Regions from separate parts of the Homo sapiens genome. Here region 2 is linked to region 1. A link is an interaction called in ENCODE POLR2A ChIA-PET data of the cell type or tissue named here. Cell type or tissue: OCI-LY7. All regions are shown on one strand. Each heading gives the region's core, and the rest is flanking DNA. Links, peaks and the distances in the headings are about the cores only. Region 1 has its middle 19 kb from the start of SKIL. Region 2 overlaps SKIL (SKI like proto-oncogene).

Region 1 (11,312 bases), core at 1,749-9,748:
ATTGGTGGGTTAGCAGAAAAACTCAATGTATCAACTTCTGCACTGTCAAGAACGAATACTTATTGAGACTACTATGTAAAGGAACCACAGCAAACCTTGAGGACACAGATATGAAGAAGATGCAGTTTCTGCCCTGCCAGATTGTACATGGTAGATGAAGGTTTTACCTGAGGTCAGGAGTTCGAGACCAGCCTGGCCAACACGGTGAAACCCTGTATCTACTAAAAATACAAAAATTAGCTGGTCATGGTGGTGGGCGCCTGTAATCCCAGCTACTCAGGAGGCTGAGGCAGTAGAATCACTTGAACCTGGAAGGCGGAGGTTGCCGTGAGCTGAGATCACGCCATTGCACTCCAGCCTGGGCAACAAGAGTGAAACCCTGTCTCAAGAGAAAAAATAAATTATCTAAAAATAAATAAATTACATTATAAGACATAATGTGGTAAATGCACATGAGATTAAGAAAGGTTGAGATGGCTGGGCATGGTGATTCATGACTGTAGTCCCAGCACTTTGGGAGGCTGAGGTAGGGGGATCACTTGAGCCCAGGATTTTGAGACCACCCTGGGCAACATAGTGAGACTCATCTCTACACAAAATTATAAAAACTAGCTGGGTGTGGTGGCACACACCTGTAGTCACAGCTTCTCTGGAGGCTGAAGTTCAAGGATCACTTGAGTTAGGGAAGTGAAGGCTGGAGTGAGCTGTGATTGCACCACTGCACTCCAGCCTGAGTGACAGAGTGAGAATCTATCTCAATAAAAGAAAGAAAAGAAAGATTCTGGCCAGGTGCAGTGGCTCACGCCTGTAATCTCAGCACTTTGGGAGGCTGAGGCGGGAGGATCACCTGAGGTCAGGAGTTCAAGAGCATCCTGGCCAACATGAGAAAACCCTGTCTCTGCTAAAAATGCAAAAATTAGCCGCGCATGGTGGCACATGCCTGAAGGCCCAGCTACTTGGGAGGCTGAGGCAGGAGAATTGCTTGAACCCAGGAGGCGGAGGTTTCAGTGGGCTGAGGTCGTGTCACTGTACGTCACCGTGGGTGACAGAGCGAGATTCCATCTCAAAAAAAAAAAAAAAAGGAATAAAGGAATGGCTATTCCATAGAGCAGCCCTGAGGGCTGCTGGTTGCCCATTTTTATGGTTATTTCTTGACCATACGCTAAACAAGGGGTGGATTATTCATGCCTCCCCTTTTTATACCATATAGGGTAACTTCCTGACATTGCCATGGCATCTGTAAATTGTCATGGTGCTGGTGGGACTGTAGCAGTGAGGATGACCAGAGGTCACTCTCGTCACCATTTTGGTTTTGGTGGGTTTTGGTCACCTCTTTTACTGCAACCTGTTTTGTTTGTTTGTTTGTTTTCCTGAGGCAGAGTCTTACTGTGCTGCCCAGGCTGGAGTTCAGTGGCGCAATCTCAGCTCACTGCAACCTCTGCCTCCCGGGTTCAAGCGATTCTCCTGCCTCAGCCTCCTGAGTAGTTGGGATTACAGGTGCCTGCTACCACCACACCTGATTAATTTTTATATTTTTAGTAGACATGGGGTTTCGCCATGTTGGCCTTGCTGGTCTTGAACTACTGACCTCAGGTGATCCACCTGCCTCGGCCTCCCACAGTGCTGAGGTTACAGGTGTGAGCCACTGTGCCCGGCCACTGCAACCTGTTTTATCAGCAAGGTCTTTATGACCTGTATTTTGTGCTGACCTGCTATCTTACCCTGTGACTCAGAATGCCTTAATTGCCTGGGAATGCAGCCCAGTAAGTTTCAGCCCTATTCTACCCAGCTCCTATTTAAGATGGAGTTGCACCAGGTCCGGTGGCTCATGCCTGTAATCCCAGCACTTTGGGAGGCTGAGGTGGGCAGGTCACAAGGTCAGGAGATCGAGAGCATCCTGGCTACCACAGTGAAACCCTGTCTCTACTAAAAATACAAAAAATTAGCTGGGTGTGGTGGCACGCACCTGTAGTCCTAGCTGCTGGGGAGGCTGAGGCAGGAGAATTGCTTGAACCCAGAAGGTGGAGGTTGCAGTGAGCCAAGATTGCACCACTGCACTCCAGCCCGGGCAACAGAGCAAGACTCCATCTCCAAAAAAAAAAAAAAAAGATGGAGTTGCTGTGATTCACGAACCTCAGACATTTCCCCCCTCCCTTTTATAAGAGAAGCCTTAATCCTAAGGGCTGCAGAGGGAAGAAGATCCATCTTCTGTAACTTCTTCAGGCTGAATAGGGGGATGATATTCCTGCATAACTATGAGGGTCTCTTGCATTCTGGGTAGAGAGGAGCTTAGTCAGAAAGCTTCAGTATGGTAAGATACACTCATAACTCTTGAGTTTCGACAAGAAGTGATATCTGCAAGATTAATAAGTCTTTAAGAAAAGATTCAGTAAACTTGTCCTGTGTTCCTACACAAAGTACAACGGCAATATATTCCCCAAGAGTAAAGCAAAATAGGCCAAGCATGGTGGCTAATGCCTATAATCCCAGCACTTTGGGAGGCTGACACGGGCAAGTCACTTGAGGTCAGGAGTTCAAGACTAGCCTGATCAACATGGCGAAACCCCGCCTCTACTAAAAATACAAAATTAGCTAGGCATGGTGGGCATGCCTGTAATCACAGCTACTTGGGAAGCTGAGGCAGGAGAATTGGTTGAACCTAAGAGGTGGAGGTTGCAGTGAGCCGAGATCATGCCATTGCACTCCAGTCTGGGCGACAAGAGCAAAACTCTGTCTCAAAAAAAAAAAAAAAAAAAAAAGAGTAAAGCAAATAAGTAAACTATTCCAAGTTAAATTAGAAGGCCTTTCATGAACTGGGCAACTGTTGGAACTAAGTCAATATGGGGTTTTTAGCTGATTGTAATGTGCCCAGACTTAGAATACTGATCCAAATGTTTATATTACCCATCCCTCTTGTTTCTTCTGAGCAACAGTCAGCGATTACTGTTTGGTTCACAGGAATAAGCAGGGTTGCCAGGAATAGTGGCTCACGCCTGTAATCCCAGCACTTTGGGAGGCCAAGTCAGGTGGATCACGAGATCAGGAGTTCGAGACCAGCCTGGCCAATATGGTGAAACCCCATCTCTACTAAAAATATAAAAAAGTAGCTGAGTGTTGTGGTGCCTGCCTGTTGTCCCAGTTACTTGGGAGGCTGAGGCAGGGGAATCACTTGAACCTGGGAGGCAGAGGTTACAGTGAGCTGAGATTGTGCCACCGCACTCTAGCCTGGGCAGCAGAGCGAGACTCTGTCTCAAAAAAAAAAAAAAAAAAGGAATAAGCAAGGTTAGCCTACATTAAAAAAGCAAAATTTAAAAACAACTAATGAGACTAGACTCTAATAACAAGTATACCATAGTTTTTGAAATATATTTCTCTCTCCAGTTTCCCATTTTTACTATAGACAAATCATGGTAACAGTGATTTGCTATATTATACTTGGCCTGATTATTTGTATAAAGTGCAGCAAGAATAATTATTTTTCACATAAGATCTTTTTGTTTTTATTTATTTTTTATTTTATATTTATATTTTTTGAGATGGAGTCTCACCTTGTTGCCCAGGTTGGAGTGCAATGGCACGATCTTGGTTCACTACAACCTCCGCCTCCTGGGTTCAAGTGATTCTCCTCCCTCAGGCTCCTGAGTAGCTGGGATTACAGACGCCCACCACCATGCCCAGCTAATTTTTGTATTTTTAGTTGAGATGGGGTTTTACCATGTTGGCCAGGCTGGTCTCAACCTTCTGACCTCAGGTGATCTGCCCACCTTAGCCTCCCAAAGTGCTGGGATTACAGGCATGAGCCACTGTGCCCAGCAGAAGCTCTTTTTAAATTGGCTTTGATGTAATTCTGTTCCATAGAAAGAATTTTAGATAAGACTTTTTTAAAGCTGAGCCCAACTATGGGTTTGTAACCTCAAATACATATGAGTTGGGTAAATTTCTTTCCTCTTGAGGTCCAAAATAACTTGGGGCTCCTGGACCTGTCAGAAAGTGACATTCTTTACTCACCACAGGTCAGAAACCCTGCACAGGGACTGTTGTAGGCAAGGTATGAGGCCACTTCCCCACAGGGCTTTCATTGGCTCTATAAGTCAAGTTTAATTCCCTAAAGAAAAACACACCATTCCAGTCAAAGCCTTGGCAAAATAACCAATTTCTCCAGTTGCGTCCTGTTACAAAAGAAAACAGATTCTTATTGCACCTATGCAAATAACTATATTGCTATAAGTTAAGAATACTCAACAACTACTTTCCAAATTTGGGAGAAATCAGGTAGAGAGAAACAAATATGCTCCAAATTTGTTCATAGGAATATACTCAACTGTTAAAAGCTATAAATAGCTCGAAAGAAAAGTTTTCTTGACTCTGAAAAACAAAACAAAGGATCAGCAGCGTTTTAAGCAAAGTTAAAAAGATTAGACTTCTTCAGTTTAGCCCATGTAGTTAACTTCTATTTGATAGTTACTAACATTTTAGTTCTCTATGAGAGTTCTGAAAGCTTTTTCCTCTATTTTGATGTCACAGTCTCCAAAGTTACAGAAAAACCTGCATTTAAGAACACCTGTTAGAGTTCTATAATTGATTATAAACCACCTTCTAAAGAGGATTAAAACAAGACAACACTTGTCTGTGGAAGATAAAAAGTTTTAGGATAGCCGCTATTAAAGCCACAATTGACAAGGAAATTTGGTTACTTCTGTGGCACACAAAATTTTACATAACAATTATAATTTCTGATAACATACACTAAGTCATATTAGAATTACAGGAGTTTCCATAACTTTGGAACTTATACCAATAACACATTTATGCAAATATAGTCCAAAGAAAGCAAAATACCATTCCACATTTGATAATGCTTCCTGTATGATTCTTATACCAAATAAGCCAAATTTCACCTTCACATTAATGTACTATTAATGTTAAACCCAATTTTTAATAAAACCTTATAGACATATTTACCCAATTTTAATGTTTAGCCGTAAGGTAAGATTCTTATAAACCTTTTATAACCCCTTCTTTTTTTTTTTTTTTTTTTGTGAAAGAGCAGATTAGTGCTCTAAGAAAAACCTGTTGTGCTTTTATTCCAATATTTAATTTATGGAAAAACTGAATAATACCCCTTTAACTTTAGTCAACATGTTCACATACAGAATTTCTTAAAATTAATTTTTATAAACCTTCCATAACTTGTTTAAACCTTTAGCTTTACTCTAAGTTAAAACAATTCTTTAACCCTTTAGGCAATAAAACCATATTCCCATGCCTTGTTATAATCTTTTACCAAAAGTACATTCTACTTTCCTTAGACATCTTACATGTAAAATTGTTTATTCAATAGTCTCAATTACATGTCACAATGTTAACTTTTAGCCACTTCTACTTTTGGTGAAAACCCTGGTTAGTAAGCCATTTTAATTGTGTACTAGGTGTGAAGCTTAGCCTAGGACATACCACACAGAAGTGCAGATAAGGGCTGACTCTCCAGCATAGCTAGGGGGCAAGGCTAACTCCACACAGCCCCAGGCCTTACCTTACTTAAGCAGGCAAGTTGTACAGTAAGAGTCATAGTGGCATTTTATGAAGCATTTAGGAGACCTAACAACCTTTGAATTGTACATTTCTTGCATAAATTCCCTTTCACGACTTACACAGACCATCTGAGACATTCTTGGACTTTGTGACTTGCCCTAAACTTCCCTCCTTTTAAACAACCCATCAATTTACTTTAGAACAAGAATTTATCACACAAGATCTTTTCTTACATAAAATCTCTTTCTTTATAATCTTCTTTGTATAGCTAGGGGGCATGGCTAATTCCACATGTCTGCAGGCCTTATCTAGAATCTAATGGCTTTAAGATATCCATTGAACAATTTTTAAAAGTTAAAGAAGCAGTTTATGACCTTAAAGCATTTAGCAAACTTAATATTTGACCTGTATAATTTAGACTAAATGTTTTATCAATAATTTTTAAAGCTGTTTTTATTTCCCAAAGATTACTGAAGTCACATGAACTAAAAGGCATTACAGTTTGTGTTTTGCTTTCAAAATATATATATATATTTTTTGAGCCAGAGTCTCACTCTGTCACCCAGGCTAGAGTGCAGTGTGCAATCTGGGGTCACTGCAACCTCTGCCTCCCAAGTTCAAGTGATTCTCCTCCCTCAGCCTCCCGGGTAGCTGGGACTACAAGCAGGCACCACCATGCCTGGCTAATGTTTGTATTTTTGGTAGAGATGGGGTTTCACCATGTTGGCCAGGCTGGTCTTGAACTCCTGATCTCAGGTGATCCACCCACTTCAGCCTCCCAAAGTGCTGGGATTATAGGCATGAGACACCGCACCTGGCCATGCTTTCAAAATATTTGATTTAAGTGATTATTTTTGTTTAAGCCAATTAATTAGAGCTTTTTTGTATAAACATTATACACAACACATATACAGGTACACAGAAAGACAGAAGAAGATTACTACAGTAGGTGTAAGATTTTTCATTTGCCAGTTTTTAAGTTTCTTTTTTTTTTTTTGAGACAGAGTGTTGCTCTGTCACCTGGGCTGGAGTGCAGTGGCACAATCTAGGCTCACTGCCTACGTTCACACCATTCTCCTGCCTCAGCCTCCTGAGTAGCTGGGACTACAGGCGCCCACTACCATGTCTGGCTAATTTTTTTTTTTTTTTTTTGAGATGAAGTCTTGCTCTTGTTCCCGAGGCTGGAATGCAGTGGCACTGTCTCGGCTCACTGCAACATCCCCCTCCCGGGTTCAGTTGATTCTCCTGCCTCATCCTCCCAAGTAGCTGGGATTACAGGTGCATACCACCACATCCAGATAATTTTTTGTGTTTTAAGTACAGACGGGGTTTCACCATGTTGGCCAAGCTGGTCTGGGATTCCTGACCTCAGGTGATCTGCCCACCTCGGCCTCTCAAAGTGTTGGAATTACAGGCGTGAGCCACCGCGCCCAGCCAATTTTTTGTATTTTTTAGTAGATTCGGGGTTTCACTGTGTTAGTCAGGATGGTCTCGATCTCCTGACCTCATGATCCACCTGCTTCAGCCTCCCAGACTGCTAGGATTACAAGTGTGAGCCACTATGCCCGGCCTGGTTTTTAAGTTTCTTAATTGCATTAATGGCTTTATGGTGGAGCCCTTGGAAGAACATGGCCAGGAAAGGGGTCTCCTGTGCCTCCTGTTTTTCCCAAGGAGTCCAGGCTGTTAGAGCTTGAATATCCACTTTTAATTATACTGATTTTAACCATAGCACTCTTTATTAAAGTTCCTTTAGAATTTCTTATGCCAAATGGCAGATATTTCTGGCTTTTTAAACTTACCAAAGGTAATCTCCCAGGTACATAGAGAAAGGAAAATGTAAGACAGTCTGTGGAGGAGAAGAGAATAGACAAGTTTACGCAGATATTAAACCAGAAACGACTTACTTCCTAGGTGGGGAATCAAACCTGGACCACCACTGTGAAAGTGTAAAATCTCAGCTTCTGAGCTACAGCATGGGCAGTCCCCACTTCTTTTCCTGGAACGAGCCTAGAGTAGTTAATTTTGAGCTTCCAAAGGCTTTTTAACAATTTAATATGATTTTTAGAGATGAATATGATATAAATCCTAAAATTCCTGTTCCCTGATGGCAGAGACCAAAATAAAGTACTGCCACATGGTTAAAAGGTCAGGCTCCCAAGAACATAAAAAAACGTGGAGACTTCATCCAGTTTTTTTGTTTCAGGGAGCTGCAGCCAAGCTTGTTACTGACCAGCTTGCTGGGTGGTCTTGAAAAGTGGGCTTACAGGTGTTCCAAGTCCGTGTTTTATCCTAAAGTACCCTTCAACACAGAAAAACAAATTCATAGCACAAAATACACCAGCTTAAGATTAGCCTTAGAATTCTTTTCACATTAATCAAAACTTTACAGAGGAAATAAGCACTGGTTTTTGTTTGTTTGTTTGTTTGTTTTGTTTTGTTTTAACCATTCATCAAACCATCTGTACAGAGAGATAAGCCAGAAATCTGACTGGTAGGAAAATTCTTACCCTTTTGCCAGCACACCAGGCTTCTGGGTTCCCTTTCCCTGAGCAGCACTACTGATCAGGCTTGTGGCACCATCGCCCTGGGGGCCAAGCCGCATCATAAAGGGAAATTACATTTTTTTTCATTTTGGCCAGAGCAAAATATGTGTGATAAAACATAGACATTAGCCACTCTGCTTAGCAACCAATATCAAACTGACAAGGCTTAAATTTGCCCCCAGATGAACCTCGTCATTTTTTGTTTGTTTTTTGTGTTTTGTGACAGAGTCTCACTCTGTTGCCCAGGCTGTAGTGCAGTGGCACGTTCTCGGCTTACTGCAACTTCTGCCTCCCGGGTTCAAGCTATTCTCCTGCCTCAGACTCCCAAGTAGCTGGGATTATAGGCGCCCGCCACCACACCCAGATAATTTTTGTATTTTTAGTAGAGATGGGGTTTTACTATGTTGGCCAGGCTGGTCTCGAACTCCTGACCTCGTGATCCCAAGCCTCAGGCTCCCAAAGTTCTGGGATTACAAGTGTGAGCCACCATGCCCAGCCAGGCCCGTCACCTTTGATCCAACCTCTGATTTGGAGTTTCAACACGTGGTCTCTGGGCAAGATGGTTGCCCTGAGTAACAGAAAAGAGAAAGGAAAATTAGAGAAGGAAAGTATTATCTGCGGCAGGGTGGGGAAGGTGAAGAGCTTAGGGAGCCAGAGAAAAGACCCACTCATTGCAGCCGACAATGAAAAGTTCAGGCGGCCGCTTGTCAGTAGCAAAGGGATCTTTTCCAGCAGTGCCATCAGCTCTCAAGTTTCCCCTTCTGGGGAGGAAAAAGCTCCCCATGTTCCATGATCCTGTACATGCCTAACACTGTCACCCACAGCCATCAGCAAACAGTGCAAAGCAGATTAATCCAAAGAGAATAGCATCCCATAGTGCCGAACCTGTTCTTAGCCGAGAGGGCCTTTACTGAGAGGGGCCTCCAATACCCTAAATCTTAGAAGGGACTCTAACTCTTCTAAGTTGGGCCTCTAACCCTAAGGTCGGAGAAGCGTTCTTGTCCTTTTTCTTCAGACAGAGTCTTGCTCTGTCACCCAGGCTGGAGTGCAATAGCACTATCTCGGCTCACTGCAACCTCTGCCTCCTGGGTTTACGCTATTCTCCTGCCTCAGCCTCCTGAGTAGCTGGGATTACAGGTGCACACCACCACACCCGGCTAACTTTTTTTATTTTTAGTGGAGATGAGGTTTCACTATCTTGGCCAGACTGGTCTCGAACTCCTGACCTTGTGATCTGCCTGCCTCAGCCTCCCAAAGTGCTGGGATTACAGGCGTGAGCCAACATGCCTGGCTGCATCCTTGCCTTTTATTAAGAGGGACCTCTAATGCACTTTGTTTTAGAAGAGACTCTAACTCTCCTAAGTTTTGGCCTCTAACCCGATCCCATTCTTTATCTGGGTACCCCATCACTTACCCAAAGTCGTCCAATCAGTGCTGCAGTCTATTTCCTTTGGGTCAGGGGGTCTCCTCAGTATTGTCCCTTTTGTGGTTCATGAGAAAGATGTTACCAGACCCCAACACTTACCCAAAAGTAGCCGCTGGGTCGGGGGTTTCTGCACTGTAGTCCCTTCTGTGGTCGCCAGAAATATGTTACAGGACAGGGGTCCTGATCCAGACCCCAAGAGAGGGTTCTTGGATCTCACGCAACAAAGAAATCAGGGCAAGTCCGCAGTCCAAAGCGAAAGCAAGTTTATTTATTTTTTATTTCATTTCATTGAGACGGAGTCTCACACTGTTGCCAGGCTGGAGTGCAATGGCGCCATCTCAGCTCACTGCAACCTCTGCCTCCTGGGTTCAATCTATTCTCCTGCCTCAGCCCCCTGAAGAGCTACGACTACAGGCATGCCACCACACCCGGCTAATTTTTGTATTTTTAGTAGAAATAGGGTTTCCCCATGTTGGCCAGGATGGTCTCAATCTCTTGACCTCGTGATCTGCCGCCTCGGTCTCCCAAAGTGCTGGGATTACAGATGTGAGCCGCAAGTTTATTAAGAAAGTAAAGAAATAAACTGGGTGCAGTGGCTCACACCTGTAGTCCCAGCACTTTAGAAGACCGAGGCGGGCGGATCATCTGAGGTTGGGAGTTCGAGACCAGCCTGACCAATATGGAGAAACCCCGTCTCTACTAAAAACACAAAATTAACTGGGGGTGGTGGCCGTGCCTGTAATCCCAGCTACTAGGGCGGGGGGGCGGGGTGTGAGGGCGGGGGGAGAGGGGGTTGAGGCAGGAGAATCGCTTGAACCCGGGAGTCGGAGGTTGCGGTGAGCCGAGATGGCACCATTGCACTCCAGCCTGAGCAACAAGAGCGAAACTCCATCTCAAAAAAAAAAAAAAAAAAAAAAAAACCAAGAAAGTAAAGGAATAAAAGAATGGCTACTCTATACACAGAGCAGCCCCCGAAGGCTGTTGGTTGCCCATTTTTATGGTTATTTCTCGATGATATGCTAAACAAGGAGTGGATTATTCGTGCCTCCCCTTTTTAGACCATATAGGGTAACTTCCTGTCATTGCCATGGCATTTGTAAACTGTCATGGCACTGGTGGAGTGTAGCAGTGAGGATGACCAGACATTGCTCTCGTGGCCATTTAGGTTTTGGAGGGTTTTTGGCTGGCTCCTTTACTGCAACCTGTTTTATCAGCAAGGTCTTTATGACCTGTATTTCCTGCTGACCTCGTATCTCATCCTGTGACTTAGAATGCCTTAACCGTCTGGGAATGCAGCCCAGTAGGTTTCAGCCTTATTTTACCCAGCTTCTATTTTACATGTAGTTGCCTGTAACTGGTTCACACGCCTCTAACGATACCACTTGTAAGTCAAAGTTATGAAGAAAAGAAGGTGTACTTGGCTACCTGGGAGCCTGAGGACTTTCTGGTTGCAGTTACGGTTTTCCTTATAATCCACCACCTCCATGTGACTTAAAGCTAATGGAATGGATATCTACTCATTAACCAAAATTATCTGATTAAATTATATGGACAGGATGGATGAAAATAATGACAAAGTTTTTTGGTTTTTTTTTTTTTCTCTCTCTCTCTTTTAGTTCTGAGATCCTCTTGGTACAAATACTTTGTACTAAGATGAAAGTCATCTTAGTGTTTATAAGGTGGACATGGCACTTCTATTTGTACGCAAAAGGAATCAACAAATGACATATTAACCAGAACTTTCAGTTTATCTTTCTCTTATCCTGGACTTCTCTCTTTCCCTCCCTCTCTCCTTCCCCTCTTTCTTCCCT
Region 2 (11,312 bases), core at 476-8,475, 54 kb after region 1:
TGTTCTTTGAAGCACAAAAGTTTTAAATGTTTATTACATCCAATTTATCTATTTTTTTCTTGTTTTAGGTATCATATCTAAGAAACTATTGCCTAATCCCAATTCCAAGAAATATTTATTTATGTATTTATTTATTTATTTATTTATTTTTGAGACAGAGTCTCACTCTGTTGCCCAGGCTGGAGTACAGTGGTGCCATCTCAGCTCACTGCAACCTCCACCTCCCGGGTTCAACCAATTTTTCTGTCTCAGCCTCCTGAGTAGCTGGGATTACAGGTGCGCGCCACCATGCCTGGCTAATTTTTTTTGTATTTTTAGTAGAGACAGAGTTTTACCATGTTGGTCAGGCTGGTGGTGAACTCCTGACCTCAGGTAATCCACCTGCCTCGGCCTCCCAAAGTGCTGGGATTATAGGCGTGAGCCACCACATCCAGCCAAGAAATTTATGTTTAAGGGTTGTAGCTCTTACATTTAGGTCTTTGATCAGTTTAGAGTTAATTTTTGTATACAGCATAAGGTCCAACCTTATTCTTTTGCATGTGGATATAGTTGTCCGTATGTTGAAAAGATTATTCTTTCCTTTTTTTTTTTTTTTGAGACGGAGTCTTGCTCTGTTGCCCAGGCTGGAGTGCAGTGGCGCTATCTCGGCTCACTGCAAGCTCCGCCTCCCAGGTTCACGCCATTCTTCTGCCTCAGCCTCCCGAGTAGCTGGGACTACAGGCGCCCGCCACCAAGCCTGGCAAATTTTTTGTATTTTTTAGTAGAGACAGGGTTTCACCATGTTAGCCAGGATGGTCTCAATCTCCTGACGTCGTGATCCGCCCTTCTCGGCCTCCCAAAGTGCTGGGATTACAGGCGTGAGCCACCGCGCCTGGCCAGAAAAGATTATTCTTTCCTGACTGAATTGCTTTGGCACCTTTGTCAACAACAATTGCCTTATAAAGTATGAGTTTTTTAAATTTCTGGACTCTGAATTCTGTTCTACTGATCTGTATGTCTATCTTTAAATCATGTCACACAGTCTTGATTTCTGTAGCTTTGTAGTAAGCTTTGAAATTGGGAATTGTGAGTCTTTCAACTTCGTTATTCTTTTTCAAGATTATTTTGCCTATTTTGGGTTTGTTGCATTTCCATATGGATTTTAGAAACTGCTTTTCAATTTCTGCAAAAAATCCAGTGGGGATTTTGATAGGGATTGCACTGATAAGTAGATCAATTTGGAGACTATTACTGTCTTAACAATATTAAGTCTTCCAATCCATGAATTTGGGATGTCTTTCCATGTATTTAGGTCTTAAATTTCTTTTAGTGATGTTTTGTAGTTTTCATTGTACTTGCACTGCTTTTGTTAAATTTATTCCTATTTTATTTGTTTTGGTCTAATTTATAAATGAAATGTTTTAAAAATTACATTTATGGATTGTTCTAGTGATTTTTTTAATGGAGTGATATTCATACTTTGTTACTTGATTTTTTTCTCTCCAAGATGCATCAATCTCAAATAATTCTACAAGTAAAAGGAAATCTGAGTCTGCCACTTGCAACTTAGTCAGAGACATAAACAAAGTGGGAATTGGCCTTGTTGCTGCCGCTTCATCTCCGCTTCTTGTGAAAGATGTCATTTGTGAGGATGATAAGGGAAAAATCATGGAAGAAGTAATGAGAACTTATTTAAAACAACAGGAAAAACTAAACTTGATTTTGCAAAAGAAGCAACAACTTCAGATGGTAAAATTGTTATCTAAATGATAGTCCATTATGAAAAGATACTTTTGTATATTGCTCTGTCGCCCAGGCTGGAGTGCAGTGGCGCAGTCTCAGCTCACTGAAACCTCCACCTCACAGGTTCAAGCAATTCTTCTGCCTTAGCCTTCCGAGTAGCTAGCATTACAGGCACGTGCCACCATGCCTGGCTAAATTTTGTATTCTTAGTAGAGATGGGGTTTCTCCATGCTGGCCAGGCTCGAACTTTTGACCTTGTGATCCACCAGCCTTGGCCTCCCAAAGTGCTGGGATTACAGGTGTGAGCCACTGCGCCCAGCCCCCCTGTATATTCTTAGTAAGAAAAGTCAAAACGAGATGCTACAAATGTACTTAAGATTATTGTTTTACACTGAAAAGCAATTTTAATATATTTTAAAATTTTTTGAGAAAATAGTTTTTTAAAATAATTACCTCTATATAGAACTGATAATGATAGCTGAATTTTAGGTATTTTCTGTGCTATGTTTTCCAGAACTGAAAATTTTAACATGGTGAAAATAAAGTAAAACTTGTATTGTGATTCTTTACATTACAGGAAGTAAAAATGTTGAGTAGTTCAAAATCTATGAAGGAACTCACTGAAGAACAGCAGAATTTACAGAAAGAGCTTGAATCTTTGCAGAATGAACATGCTCAAAGAATGGAAGAATTTTATGTTGAACAGAAAGACTTAGAGAAAAAATTGGAGCAGATAATGAAGCAAAAATGTACCTGTGACTCAAATTTAGAAAAAGACAAAGAGGCTGAATATGCAGGACAGGTAAGAATTACTGTTTGTATAATGGTGCCCTTTCAGCATGGAAATGGAAACTGTTACTTCTCTCTTTTTTTTTTTTGAGACAGAGACTGCTCTGTCGCCCAGGCTGGAGTGCAGTGGCACAATCTCAGCTCCCCACAACCTCTGCCTCCCGGGTTCAAGCAATTTTCCTGCCTCAGCCTCCTGATTGTAGCTGGGATTACAGGCGTGCGACACTATGCCCAGCTAAATTTTGTATTTTTTAGTAGAGACGGGGTTTCACCATGTTGGTCAGTCTGGTCTTGAACTCCTGACCTCATGATCTGCCCACCTCAGCCTCCCAAAATGCTGGGATTACAAGCATGAGCCACTGCACCCGGCCACCGTTACTTCTCTAATAAAGGAATTACTTTTTGTCAAGCTCAGTTTACTAAGCTAGATTTCAAAATAGATAATTCTGTTAAACATAGCTTTATGCTGTATTGTCCAAGATGATTATTTTGATGTTTGTTGCTTTTATTAGTTTAAATTTTTATCGGGTTACTGCAGTTTAGTTACCTAAATTGCTAATCTCTAGCCCTCTGAATATTATATGTTATATTATTTTAATGTAGTATATGAGCTTTCAAATCTACAAATTAACAAACAGGAACTGTTGCCTGTTATGTTCAAAAGCACTGGAGCAAAAATAAGCAATTCTCTTTTGTTAATAGAATCTCACAATTTAAGGAACATGAACAAATAACTAACATGAGCAGGCTGTGATGAGCGGTATAGTAAAGTATAGGGCATAATGAACATGAACATGCTGGATGTGTTCCTTCCTCTTGTTCCTTTGCTTTTTCTTAAATTTAGTGTCCTGTCAGATGTCAGATTAATAGTATTAGATGCTTAATGGATTTAGTATACATGAAATAGTTCGTTTTGTAAAAAGTAATTTGAAAATAGATATTTTCTATGATATGAGGATTAAATGGAAAAACAAAACAATTAAAATTGATAGCGCCTTTTAAATCACATAGTTGGCAGAACTGAGGCAGAGATTGGACCATGCTGAGGCCGATAGGCAAGAACTCCAAGATGAACTCAGACAGGAACGGGAAGCAAGACAGAAGTTAGAGATGATGATAAAAGAGCTAAAGCTGCAAATTCTGAAATCATCAAAGACTGCTAAAGAATAGAAACTGTTAAAGAGATTCATCTGTGTATTACTGACAAGGTTTTTTTTGTTTGTTGCTTGCTTTGGTAATTGAATTCTGAAGAATTTATCTGCATGACGATAACTAGGCATTCTATCCATTTGTAGATCAGAGAAAGTGAAGAGATTATATATTAGTACTTAAATTTTTACATTTTCCAAATGAATGAAAATGTATGTTTCTTTGTACTTTTTTAAAAAAATCAGCTTAGTAACAATACTATATGGTTTCAACTAGTAGGTAATCTGCTTATATTTCTAATGCAAACTTAACAATTGTGTACTTTTTAAAAGCTGCAATATGTGTTGGAAAATAGCTGTGGTCAATTTTGTTATCCATATTTCAGACTCAATTTTAGATACAATGGTGGCTTTATATTTTAAGTATATAGAGCTACTCAAGGAGTTGAATCTCCCCTTTTCTCATTAACACAATTTTTCTAAGTTGATATGGTGTACTCATTAACATACACCAAATTTACTTTTACTTTGTTCAGATTGTGGAATGAATTTCCACCAGTTCTCTTCTTTTTAATGTGTACCCTAGGAGGAATTTTACTGAGGTTATAGCATACCCCATGAGCACAGTGGGGAAGAAGAATGTGTTGTTATGTGCTGCTGCTAAACAGAAGCAGCAGTTGTAATTTGTTTTTCAGTTTAAATGTGGTTATAGTTAGATTTTTTTTTAAGCAGCAACTTTTCAAAAATAAAATGTGATAATTTCTGAACTTTTGTTTGTGTTGTTAATAGTGGTGTGAAAATATTAACGTTCTTGAGAAAAACTGATACCACTGTTGTGTATCAGTTTCTATACAATCCATAATCCTCCTGTACAGTTTTTACATGTAGTTATGAGTCTTACTAAAATTTATATAATGGACTTGTTTTCCTTTAAGTTGTAAAATGTTAAACACCTTGAAGGTTATTTTGGACTTCTGTATGTTTAAATGTTGTCTTACCAAAATTTGCACGAATGGACCATTTTCATTTACTACTTAATATCAAAATCAGGAATTTACAGTCAACTGATAGTACATGATAGGTGCATATAGGACAGTTTAGTTACCTGCTACTAAAAGATTTTTAGATAAGTTTTAGAAGATAAAGGAATTCCATAGTTTCAGGAGGGACAACATCTTCTGCACTTTTTTTTTGCACAGAAAAGTCTGTCATTCTCTAATGGCAAATTTCATATTTGTTAATTCTTGGCTCAAAATATATTAGGTAAAATTCTTAGATCTGTTTTTAAAGGGAGTTTCCTGAAACTATCATTAATTGACATTATTACCCCATGGATTTTATGGGATAATAAATGTTTTTCATGTTCTCTTATAAGATACTATGTATGAAATTACTTCAGAGAGCTATATTTATTTTAAAATAAATTAGCTAGGGTTAAGGTTATATTCTATTTCCAGCATAGAAGGTAGATAATCTAATGGTGTAGAAAGAATCACTAGGTTGTCATTTAACCAGTTATTTTCATATTTTGCTTAATAGTACATATCCAAAAAGAATTTTGTACTTCCCCAAATGTAATTTATTTACTAAATTGAGTATAACCTAAATGTGTGTTTTCTATTTTCCATTTAAATTTTGCTATATTAAGACTAATTTAATTCGTTGAGTCTTGGAATCTTCTCAAGGAGGAACAAATATTAAAATGACATGTAGAAACAAATTTTTTTTTTTTTTTTTTTTTTTTTTTTTTTGAGACAGAGTCTCGCTGTCTCCCAGGCTGGAGTTCAGTGGTGCAATCTCGGCTCACTGCAAGCTCTGCCTCCTGGGTTCAAGCCATTCTCCTGCCTCAGCCTCCCGAGTAGCTGGGACTACAGGCACCCACCACCACTCCCGGCTAATTTTTAGAAACAAATATTTAAAATGACATATTCTCCCAATACAATCTATTTAGATCTGGAGAAGGAAAAATCAGATATTTATGATATAGTTTTATTTTAATTTTGAATTATTTGTGTCACAGCTCAGCTTTTTGGAAGACAAACTCAAACACCTATAATTTCATTTATATTTCTAATTCACTTGGAACCTTTCTGCTTTATGTTACCTAGAAAATGATAATTTGTTTAACCCAAAACTTCTAAAATAAATTGCTTAATCCTTGAAATATGTTATTGGAAAATTTTAAGCAGTGCTTAAACACCATTAAATTATTATGAACTTGTAATTCAGAATTGAGTAAAGAAATATTTTTTCTAGTCCTTCATATATTGAAAACTTGCCACATGACATTGTATCGTCTTCATTTTCCAGAAGATGCGTTGGTGTGCCATAGGTTTCTAACTTCCTTGAAAATAGTTTTTTAAGTCAATTGTAAATATACGTATTATTGTTAAAAGTAACTTTAAACTGCAACACATAGCTTCAAAACAATATAGAGATTTTGTAATACCTTATAAGTGGAGTTGGCTAAAATACCTTATCCATATAAAACTTATTCTATTCTTTGCATGCTTATTTTGTGTGTTGGTTGCTAGCTTAAAGTTTGATTTGTTGTTACTCTTTGTGTGCCAAATTCACTAGGCAAGCGGATTTTTCCTCAGACTTCAAAAAATAATTCTTTTAAGAAAAAATGTAAAAATGTTTATTCTAAAAAGCTGCATTAAAGGGACAACCTATAAAAAGTTTTGCTAGCTCATCTTTAGAAGGAAGAAAGAATATTAGCTTGGGTGATGTTTAATTTGGGTGGCGATAGTTTCTGTAGGCTAAACTTTATGAGAAAAGTGTACCTACTCTATAAAGGTAATAAATGTAAAACCTCTTGCTGTTATTGAGGAAGCTCTTCAACTACCCTAAATTTCACAAATGTAACTTATAACACTATGAAAAGATTTGACCAACAATTTACGTTTGCTGTGTGCTTTAGTTTTTGTTTAAGCATATTCTTTTGCTTGAATTTCTGTGTTCATGAGAGTTAGGGTGTTTTATGCTTCTTGAACTAATTTTATAACATATTTAATATATTACCAGTTAAGATATAAAATCATTTGTACATAGCGAATTGTAAAGCAGCTATTAAAGTAGGTGAAATAAAGTATATATTTGCCGGTTATCCATATCTTTTAGAAGTCCTGACAGAACAACCAGTTTATTTGCACATAGGTAGCTTCTGTTTGAAGGAAGGTAAAGTTATAAGGAAACTCAAATACTATAAGATGTGTCAAGGTATTTCTCCAGAATTAATTGCAAAGCTAGTGCTGAAGGATTTTAATCAGCTTCTAAAATTTTCTTCTCAATAAGGCATATGTTTTGATTACTTAGGGAAGATTCCTCATTTTTATTTGCCCTTTATGCATTTAATCCACATGATAGGACATTAAAAATTAATATAAAGAAAAATCGTGCTCATACTGTACATCTGTTTCTGTGCTTGGAACTACTTGTTAATAGTTTTTATCGAAGCTGTCAGCAATAAGGGACATAAAACTGCTGTATTATACATTGTGGAATTGAATAAACAGCCTAATTTTTTTTTTCTAGTATAGGGTACTTAAGCATTTCCACTTTTGGAAGAAAAGTGTATTAGTATTTTATATTGCATTTCATTTAAAAGGACAGTTTTTTTTTTTTTTTTGTAAATCCATTCATTGAAATGGTTTCTAAACTGTATAATGTAATTTGGAGCCTATTTAGTAATAGAATTAAATGTCCTATGTAGTGCTACAATTTTTGAATTAGAAAGTGATCAAATGTAAGAAAAAAATTTAAAAATTCAGCCCAGAAAACAAAATAGTGTATTAAATTAGTTTAATGTAAAAGGAATTTATAAGATTTTTTTCCTCAATATAGATACCTCACTTGAAAAGAAAGCACAGCATACTTAAAGTAGTTCTAGTAAACATGTCCTAGAAAACAGTTGCTAAATGTAGGACATCTTTTGAGGAATTAGTTTATGAGAAATAAAATTTTACTTGTTTTTACTATCCTGTTAGAAGTATTTGTTTATCCTGATAATTTTAAGCCAACATAGTAGTCTTAAATTACTTTTGAATTTCTAATCTGTGAAGGCAGTAAATGAAATATCTGTTCTGCAACTGTTGAAACAAATAATTGGCTACATTGACCATAATTAAAGTTAAAATTTTGCCAATGATGTACAGTTTTATGGTTAAAGTTGCTGTGGTTGGTTGCATTACATGACACAGAAAACTGTCCTCTACCTCACGTGAAATAAATATTTTATATGGTTTTACTAAAAATAAGACTCATGTATCTGGTCACCTAGTTTACAAATTTTGAATTATATTTATTGAAACATGACATACTGTGCTCTGAGCTTATACCTCAATTGTATTTTGTGCTGTTTTCCATTTTCATGCCTTGTAAATAACTTGTATAGATTGTGGATCAAATACTAAATAAAAACTTTTAATGCCAATTAAATTTGATTCAAGTTATTTCAGTATCGTGTGTGAGCTTAACTTTCTCATTCCCTAAGATTGACATTTTCTTCTTTGTTCCTTTAAAGTCTATTATTCGTAGGCTGGGCGCAGTGGCTCATGCCTGTAATCCCAGCACTTTGGGAGGCCAAGGCAGGCAGATCACCTGAGGTGAAGGAGTTTGAGATCAGCCTGGCCAGCATGGTGAAACGCTGTCTCTACTAAAAATACAAAATTAGCCGGGTGTGGTGACTCATGCTTGTAATCCCAGCTACTTGGGAGGCTGAGGCAGGAGAATCGCTTGAATCCAGGAAGCAGAGGTTGCAGTGAGCCGGGATCGTGCCATTGCACTTCAGCCTGGGTGACGAGCGAAAACTGTCTCAAAAAAAAAAAAAAAAAAAAAAGTACATTATTCGTTACACACTAACTTGAAAAATGTGTTTTATTGTAGAACAGGAAATTTTATGCAATATTTCAGGTGATGAAAATACCAGCATTATGTGATTATTTAATGATTTTTAGACTTCAGCTTTAACATCCTTACCAAATCCCTGGTATAAGTTATCTACTGCATAACAAATTACCCCACAATTTATCAATGTCAGAAATCCAGGAGATGGCCAAGCACACTGGCTCTTACCTGTAATCCCAGTGCTTTGGGAGTCTGGGGTGGGAGGATCGCTTGAACCCAGGAGTAGCAGTTTCAGGCTGTGGTGAGCTGTTACATAATCACACCACTGTACTCCAGCCTGGGTAAGAGTGAGCGGAGTGAGACCTTGTCTCTAAAAATAAAAAACCCCAAGCTACTTATACATTATATCATGGTGTTATCAATAAGGGCAATTAAAAAAAAAATCCAGGAACATTTAGCTTGCTGTTGCGGCTCAGGAGCTCTTGTAAGGTTGCACTTAGGATGTTACCCAGGGTTGAAGTCTGAAAGCTGCATTGAACTGAAGGATTTGCCTCCGAGCTCACTTACATGGTTGCCGACAAGGTGCTCAATTGCTCACTATGTGGACCTGTCCATGGAGCTGTTCATGACATGACTAGTTTACCCCAAATGAGTGATCCAGAAGAAAACGTCATGCCACAATTTTTTTATGACCCAGACTGTACGTCACACACTCACTTTTGTTTTATTACAGGACAAGTTTACATAGGGTTTGAATACCGGGAGGCAGGGATCATTAGGGACTATCTTAGAGTCTATTTATAGTACCCTCTAAGTTGTAATTAAATTTTTTTTTGTGATGAGATGTACACAACAATTTAGTATTTTAGCCGTTTTTAAGTGTACGATTCAATGACATAGTCACAATGTTAGGCAACTATCACCATTGTTTTCAGCATTTTTTCATTATCCCAAACAGAAGCTCTGTACCTATTAAACAGTAACTCCCTAATGCATATCTTCTCCCCCAGCCCCTGATAACTTTTTTTCTATTTTCCGTCTCTGAATTTGCCTATTCTAGATATGTAAGTGGAATAAAAATACTTGTCCTTTATGTCTAACTTGTTTCATTGATCATGATGTTTTCAACATACATCCGTGTTGTTTCATGTCTCAGAATTTCACTTGTTTGTATGGCTGAATAGTACTCCATTGCATGTTTATACTACATTCTGTTTATCCATCTGTTGATTGACAATTTCATTGTTTGCACCTTTTAGCTATTGCAAATAATGCTGCTATGAACATTGGTTTACAGTTGTCTACTTAAGTCCCTGCTTTCTCTTCTTTTGGATGTATACCTAGGAGTAGAATTGTTGGATCATATGGTGATTCTATATTTAACTTTTTGAAGAATCACATACGTTTTCCACAGGACTGCTTCATTTTTCATCCGCACCAGGAATGCATGATGGTTACAGTTTCTCTACACCCTTGCCAACACATGTTATTTTCCATTTTACCAGTATTAGCCATCCTATTGGGTGTGAAGTGTTACTTCATTTGCATTTCTCTAGTGACTGATGATGTTGAGCACCGTGTGCGTTGTGTATTTTTGGAGAACTATTCAAGTCCTTTGCCCATTTAAAAAATTGTTGTTATTGTTGAGTTGTAGGGATTCTTTATATATTCTGGATATTAATCCCTTATTTTTTATTTTTATATATTTTTTGAGATGGAGTCCCGCACTGTCACCCAGGCTGGAGTGCAATGGCGCAATCTCGGCTCACTGCAACCTCCATCTCCTGGGTTCACACGATTTCTCCTGCCTCAGCCTCCCAAGTAGCTGGGATTACAGGCGCACACCACCACACCCAGCTATTTTTTTGTATTTTTAGTAGAGACAGGGTTTCATTATGTTGGCCAGACTGGTCTTGAACTCCTCACTTCAGGTGATCTGCCCACCTCGGCCTCCCAAAGTGCTGGAATTAGGCTAGGCACAGTGGCTCATGCCTGTAATCTCAGCACTTTGGGAGGCCGAGGTGGGTGGATCACTTGAGGCCAGGAGTTCGAGACCAGCCTGGCTAACATGGTGAAACCCCATTTCTACTAAAAATACAAAAACAATTAGCTAGGTGTGGTGGTGCATGCCTGTACTCACCATCCAGCTACTCAGGAGGTTGAGGCAGGAGAATCACTTGAACCCGGGAGGCAGATGTACGCCACTGCACTCCAGCCTGGGTGACAGAGTGAGACCCTGTCTCAAAAAAAAAAAAAAAGTGCTGGGATTACAGGTATGAGCCACCGTGCCCGGCCATTAGATCATTATTAAAAATCCATTCTGCCGATGGCTTATTTTTACTTTTTTTTTTTTTTTTTGAGACGGAGGCTCGCACTGTCACCCAGGCTGGAGTGTAGTGGCATGATCTCGGCTCACTGCAACCTCTGCCTCCCAGGTTCGAGCGATTCTCCTGCTTCAGCCTCCCAAGTAGCTGGGATTACAGGCGCGTGCCCGGCTAATTTTTTGTAGTTTTAGTAGAGACGGGGTTTCACCGTGTTAGCCAGGATGGTCTCGATCTCCTGACCACGTGATCTGCCCACCTCGGCCTCCCGAAGTGCTGGGATTACAGGCGTTAGCCACCGCGCCCAGCCCTTATTTTTACTTTTAATTGGTAAATTAAAATCGTATACATTTATGGTGTACAACATCATGTTTTGATATGTGTATACACATGGAATGGCTAAATCAAGCTATTTAACATATGCATTACCTCCCATTCTTATTATTTTGTGGTAAGGACACAAAATCTACTCTCTTAGTAATTT

Evidence for each region. ChIA-PET counts read pairs that join two places held together with the same protein. Peaks named below come from ENCODE experiments on the same cell type or tissue, not always from the same donor. Only the 100,000 strongest peaks of a DNase experiment are listed, where the experiment ranks them.
Region 2: POLR2A ChIA-PET joins it to region 1 with 7 read pairs; 4 of 35 experiments call an interaction of 5 or more read pairs at or near these places.

What each region holds. Positions count from the first base shown.
Region 1 is chr3:170,333,323-170,344,634 of GRCh38, forward strand. No RefSeq gene overlaps it. Among named protein-coding and RNA genes, the nearest start is that of SKIL, 19 kb to the right of the region's middle. RefSeq lists a silencer at 5,366-5,566. In OCI-LY7, for the core only: no CTCF peak of the experiment used is centred there; a DNase peak (open chromatin) is centred at 5,659.
Region 2 is chr3:170,388,737-170,400,048 of GRCh38, forward strand. It overlaps SKIL (SKI like proto-oncogene), which reads left to right. Exons shown (of 7, transcript NM_005414.5): 5 at 1,487-1,728; 6 at 2,300-2,524; 7 at 3,523-8,099. The coding sequence ends at 3,681. Among named protein-coding and RNA genes, the nearest start is that of CLDN11, 24 kb to the right of the region's middle. In OCI-LY7, for the core only: no CTCF peak of the experiment used is centred there; no DNase peak of the experiment used is centred there.